Regions from separate parts of the Homo sapiens genome. Here region 1 is linked to region 2. Evidence: chromatin contacts called from ENCODE Hi-C data. All regions are on one chromosome and are shown on one strand. Each heading gives the region's core, a stretch centred on a gene start or an enhancer-like site at or near the end of the contact. The rest is flanking DNA. Distances are from core to core; before and after follow the strand shown.

Region 1 (3,067 bases), core at 421-2,920, 290 kb after region 2:
TGCAGCATGACTCCCCAAGGTCTTGGGATGTTCTAAGGCTTTTATTAAATAGTGGAACCATGGCTAAATTTCATGGCTGAGATTTAAAATGTGCCATCTTCAGGACTAGCTTGCCTATTTCCATTTCTCTCACTCAAAAGTCTTTTTTAATGTATTTTTAGGGGAAAAGTAAAAATTATATATATGTACAGTGTACAATGTGATGTTTTGATATATGAATATATTGTGGGATGACTAAATCAAGCTATTTAATACATGTATTACCTCACATATGTATCATTTTTGTGTGGCGAAAACACTTAAAATCTACTCATTTAGCAATTTTCATGTCACATATTGTTATTAACTATAGTCAACATGACTTCCAGTGGATTCCTTGAACTTATTCCTCCTGTCTCTTTCAACCAAGAGCTTATGACACTGGGTGGCAAGTGCCACTACTTGCCTCCAACTTTTTTCAACTTCCTATTCCATATTTCTAAGAGTGTGTCTTGCCCTAGTATTCAAAGCCCATCTCCATGGAGCACCCAACGACTGTTGACCATGCATTTTGTGCCAAACACTTGCACATACTTTAAATAAGTTGTCCATTTTAATCCTTACAACTGACATGCAGAATGGTGCTGTTACCCTCTTTAGCAGGTGAGAAAATTGAAGTGCAAAAACATCTGGTTCCTAAGGTCACCCAACTGGTAAAAGGCAGAGCCTCAGTCTGAGCACCACTTGGGAATTTTTTAAAGATGAGCTCCATCCTTTGCCAGGTATGGGAAGCATCCAAGTCTGTATCCCGTGCCACCCTTCTTTGTCCTGGAACTTCTAACAGAAGTTAGGAGGAAGAGCCAGGACTGGGGCCCCAGGAGCTCAGAACCCAGAATCCAGTCACTGTGACTCCTCCATGAGCTCACTCTAATGCAATGCTTCTTAGCTTCCCCCACCCCCTCCACCTTATGATAATCATTTCCCTGGGAACCCTGGAGTCATATGGATATGTGATATATGTAGGGAGATTTAGAGATAAGCACTATCTACTGTAACCAACCAGTTTCCCCGAATGGGGCCTAACGATTTTCCCAATAGCAGAACAGACAGAGAGTGGCAGCTGCCATTTCTTGTATAAATAACAATAGGTAAAAAATGAAAGCCTCTTGTCTTGTCTTCCCACCAGTTCAAGCTGAATGTGACTCTGAGCCTAGGTCAAGTCAAAGTCACAACTTTGCTGAGGGTGGTGGGTTTCCAAGAGAGCCATCTGCCCCCTCAGCTGTTTTCTTATGTTACCTGCATAAGCTGCCTGTCCCATCCCCTCCTCTCTGCCAACCAGAACATCCCAGAACACTGCCCTCACACCCCCACACCCAGCATGGTCGGAATGCTTGCTTGGGACCATCCTAGATGCCAGGGATCTAAGTCAAAAGTCATGAGTGGGTTTGGAAATCCAAGGAAGCCAGTCCTCGTAAAATGATGGGGAGATGAGGCAAGGGGAGGGTGAAGGCACTGTCATCTCCAAATCCCGCCATACCAGCCCTGGGGGTGAGTAAAACTTAAAATTTGAGGAAGGACAGGTGGATCCTATTGTGACTAGGGACTAATTAGGACACCCCAATCCTGGGCCACCTCATGGCCTCAGGCAGGGATGAGAGGTATATAAAAGGTAGATAGGCTCAGAGCATCCCAAACCCCTCCACACCTATCTGCTCCAGTCGCTGGTGAACCTTGGTAAGTCTGGAAAGGTAGTACCTCTTATAGCAGCCTTGCCTTGCCTGCATCCCTAACCAACTATGGACTGGGCTGATTCTCTGGGTGGTGGTCAGAAAGGATGGGTCTTTTGGGGTACCTCTTTTTTCCATATCATTTGTGACAAACCTATCTTGGGTCCAGCAAGTTATCCAGCAGAGTAGTGTGGGAGGCTGGGCTGAGCAGGGAGAAGGAGGGGGGTATCTACAAGAGGGTCAGTATCTCAGCGATGCTGCTGGCATGGTGTGGGTGTTGCATCTTGTCAGGTGCTAAGAGGGAATTAGTAGGAGAGGAGAGACCAGTTCTGGGCAGAGCAACTGGAAGGACTGTCCTTTCAAAGAAAAGAGAAGGCAGGAAGGAAAGAGAACAGACTCCCTTGGGACAGCAGAGTTGTGGATGTCCATGGAGCAAAGGGCTGCAGGGACAAGACGATGTGGCACCATGGAAGGCTCTGCTCTGGGAATCAGGAGACCTCTTTTCCCACCATCTATGCCGAGTGGCTTTGAAGCCATTCCTTCCCTCTGAGGTTTGCTTTCCTCAACTGTAATTGAGAGAGGCAAGCTAGATAGTCCATTTCATCTATCTCTAGAGTTTTCTCTTTATAAACTCCTTTAGAGAGTGGTTAAGATGCGCCTTTTAAATTGTTTATGAATTTACTTAACAAATTACAACTCTTATATAGTGTTCATTTTGTGCTACTACTCTGCATGTGTGTGTCGGTACATACATACCTACGTATGCATGCATATTTTAAGTATGTATTTTATATACTCATTTAATTTTTGCACCAACTCTAAGAGAGGTAAGTATGGAAAACCTTAGTTGCTCAAAATCATATAGTTAATAAATGATTTAGCCAGAACTCAGATCCCAGGCAATTTATTCCAGATGCCACAGGTTTTGCTATAATAGGATACAACAGTCTGCTCTTTCATTCTTCCTCTTTTTTTTCCTCTCTCTCCCTTTTCTTTTTTTATGTTTTTCTTTCTTTTCAACCCCTCCTAACATTTCTGTTTTCCCTCCCTTCCTCCTTTCCTATCTTTCCTTCCTTCCATGTTTCTTTGTCTTGAAAAGAGTTGAAATAACTTGTAAACACTTAAAGTTTACACATGCGCGCGCGCACACACACACACACACTCCTCTTAAATCTGTGAAGGGATCAGGGCAAGGTAAAAGCAGAGCAGGACAGGAATGTGGCAGGGGGTTCACCTGGGCTTAGGGTCTCTCTATGGCTCAAGTGTTCCTCATTTCTGTGTCTTTCTGTTTCCAGTTGCAAGTCCAGCCCAGAATGTCTCAGCAGAAGCAGAAGCAGTGTGCTCCCCCGCAGCAGTGCTGC
Region 2 (3,213 bases), core at 329-2,828:
CTTTTAAATATAGTCTTCCTCCTTCCATTTTTCAGCAATGCAAACCCTCAACTGGAGTCATATAGATCTACTTACTCTGCATTTACTGACTTTAGTTGCACTTTTAAAGTGTGGAATCATGCACGCATCCCTGCTTGAAACATGCTTCTCTATTTTCTCCATCTACCCCAGCAGCTCTCTGTGGACTGATAAACTCTTGTCTGTCAGCTCCAAACCTACCCTTCTGGGCTCTACTTCGTGATGCTGGCCTGGGCTTTGCAACCGTGGTTCTACTTCGCGGGCAGTCCTCTATTAGGTTTTGTCACTAGGGGGCGCAAGAGACGCAGAAGTCAGGAGAGAAAGAAAGGCCTGTAAGTGTCACCCTATAGATTTTTTTTTTTTTTTTTTTTAATCTGGCAGCAGCAGTTGGTTCCTGTTCCCAGTTTTCTCCACACTTCCAGAACTATCCTCTTCTCCTTTCCTCAGAAGCACCGGCCCCACTAGCCAGTGTCCCACCTCAGAAGCTTGGGTTCTCGCTCTGCAGGTCTCTCCTCTAAATTCCTAGGTTTCAAGAAGTCCATCTCCTTTCCCTTGTTCCCTATCCTTAGTGTGGCAATAGCTGTTCCGCGTGATGCTAGAATTCTCCATATTTGCCTTTTCAATCCTCTAACACCTGTTTAATCCAATGCTTATTGTTTCTGTCAAAATAAGGAGTGTTTCTGTTTTCCTGAATGGACACAGACTGATACAAATCTCTAATAGGTTAACATGGAGGAACTGATGGACAAAAAGAATATCCTGAAATAATAATGTACTTATTTCATTTTGCGAACTTGTAACAATTTTACTGGCAGAAAAATGTGACTTATAAAGTGAAAATAGGTCTATATAGTTCAAAAGCAATTGTACCTGACGTTTTAAGAAATCGTAGATATTTATACTATTTCTTGCTAGCAGAAAGTCATTGAAATGTCAAATGTTTAAGTAAAATGTAAGAGTAAAACATAGTTTCTTAAAATTGGGAAGACTTTGTGAAGGGAAAGAGTGTAAGTATCCAGTTCTTACAGAAGAACTTTGATAGACAGGGAGAACACCGACATTCAATGAATGCAATAGGATCCCTTATTTTGAAAAAACATTTAAAAAAAGAATCCTCTTTAAAAAGTTACAGTTAATATATGTTTTTGAAAAGAGAAAGAGAGTGAGAAGCTGGATCACAGACTGAATTAGGAAGAAAGGAAACTTATTTATTTATTTCCAAGAAGGAACAGGACCATAGAGTCTTGAGAAACCAGATTCTTGTCTCAAGGGTCAGGAATCCTATGCCGCTTTATGGAGTCCCAGCCTAGGAAATAATATACTTTGATGAGATTTCGTTCTCTAGCTTCAGAAGAGTAACTCAGTATCTCCCTGGGAAGGATGGATTGAAGAGACAGGGAGGGAAATGTCAGGAATTACCCTGCAGATGCCCCAGTATGGGAGGAACCACTTCCTGCTCCACCCAGAACCATGGCTCACTAAGGCCCAGTCAGGCGAGTGCCTGCCTATAAAATGTGTGTCAGGACCCCGCTTCTCATCTGCCCTGACACCCTGGGGACTGCCTGCTCCACACCTGGGTCTGACCAGGGTGAGTGGATCTTTTGGAACCTAGACAGAGCACAACTGAAAGGGTAAGTAGCTGTTGAAAATCACAGGGGGAAAGGAAAGACAGGAAAAAAGAGGGTAATAGGAGGAGAGATGTTGGCCTAGGAAGATCCAGCCTGGGAATTAAGAGTCCCTGGGAATTAGAGGGATTAGCCAATCCAAATTCTTGCCAATATCTGGCTTCTGGCAACTGAGTCAGCTGGCTGGGGAGGGATTATTCCACGCTATTCACATCTCATAGATCCATTTCTAGATGCTTAGAGAAGATGGCAGAGGCACACAGAGAAAATGGCAATACCCAATATTACCATGAAATGCCAACTGGTATCCTTTCCTCTACCTCAGATATAATTCCCTCCCTCCTTCCCTTCCCCAATCTCTTCCTCCCTCCCTTCTTGGCTACCTTTCTTTTCTCCTTTATTTATTCATTCATATATTATTCCTATATCACCAGCTATTTATTGAGCTCCTACTAATTACCTGGTGTTATTCTAGACATTGGAATATAGAAGTATGCAAAAGAGGGGAGGATAATCCCTGCTCTTGTGGTGCTTCCATTTCAGGGGGAAATCTACATTTATTGGACATCATCTATGTGACAAGAACTGTGCCATATCTTAGAGACAGAGAAATGAACAAGATGGAGGCTTTGGCTTGACTGTGTGTGTGTGGGGGAGGGTGGGGGGTTATGATTTGTTCAATATGTCAGCAGCCCCAGGGTAGATTCCAAAGGAGGAAACAATGATCTAAGATTTAACAAGTCTATAAAACACCTCTATTGGCTTTTAGGTTGACTGAACTCCCACAAAGATGTCCTGCCAGCAAACCCAGCAGCTGTGCCAGCCTCCTCTTAAAGGGCCCACTACCAAGTGCCCCCCAAAATGTCCCCCTAAGAGCCCTCCTAAGGTGCCCTGTTCAAGTCTCTTCCTGCTGTGGGCCTAGCTCTGGGACTGCTGTGGGCCTAGCTTTGGGGCTGCTGTGGCTTCAGCTGATGTTGGCATCAGAGCTCCAGCTATTGCTTTGGGGCTGCTGCTACCAGGACTTTGAGCATCACCTGAGTAACCGAAACACCAACAACCTGCACCAGTCTCATGCATCTCGTTCATCAGTGCCTTTCATACCTTCAAGAGCTCTTGCCTCAGAGCATTGCTATGCCTGAGGTGTGTCTCAGAAGCAGCCATTGGCACAGTGGCTTGGGGCTGGGCTCAAAAATTTGCTCTCTTGAAGTTTGGATGTGATTGCTCTGAACAAGCTGCTTTGCCACAATAAATATTTTCAAGTTTCCTTGCTTCTATTTTTAAATATTTTATGTTTCCATCTACTTACCAATTCCCATTTCTTCTTCCTGAATACACTGCTAAGGTTCCTAACTTTGGATGAATAGAAGAAAAATCAACCCTCCAACATAAATTAACTTTTAAAAATACATAAATGCTTTGTTTTAATAAATAAAATAAGATGAAATAAATAACCTAAAATATGAACACACTGTTGAAATAAATAAATTAAGGATATAATGGTGTATCGGGGAAAATATTACTATAATATGTTCAAAATATTCCTTTAAATAATTGTCTTTTAGGTGACTAT

What was found. Hi-C counts contacts between places; a loop is a spot of excess contacts on that map.
Region 1: a loop to region 2 is called in a map of lower leg skin, with 4 times the contacts of the local background. The contact joins the promoter of SPRR5 here to the promoter of LINC00302 in region 2. A Hi-C loop is called at or near these places in 1 of 168 maps with a recorded cell type or tissue (lower leg skin).

Annotation. Positions count from the first base shown.
Region 1 is chr1:152,945,536-152,948,602 of GRCh38, forward strand. SPRR5 (small proline rich protein 5) reads left to right here and starts at 1,671. Exons shown (of 2, transcript NM_001395435.1): 1 at 1,671-1,713; 2 at 3,002-3,067. The coding sequence starts at 3,020. The region is part of intron 1 of LINC01527 (long intergenic non-protein coding RNA 1527); the gene reads right to left.
Region 2 is chr1:152,653,899-152,657,111 of GRCh38, forward strand. LINC00302 (long intergenic non-protein coding RNA 302) reads left to right here and starts at 1,579. Exons shown (of 2, transcript NR_145430.1): 1 at 1,579-1,649; 2 at 2,413-2,906. It also overlaps the pseudogene LCEP3.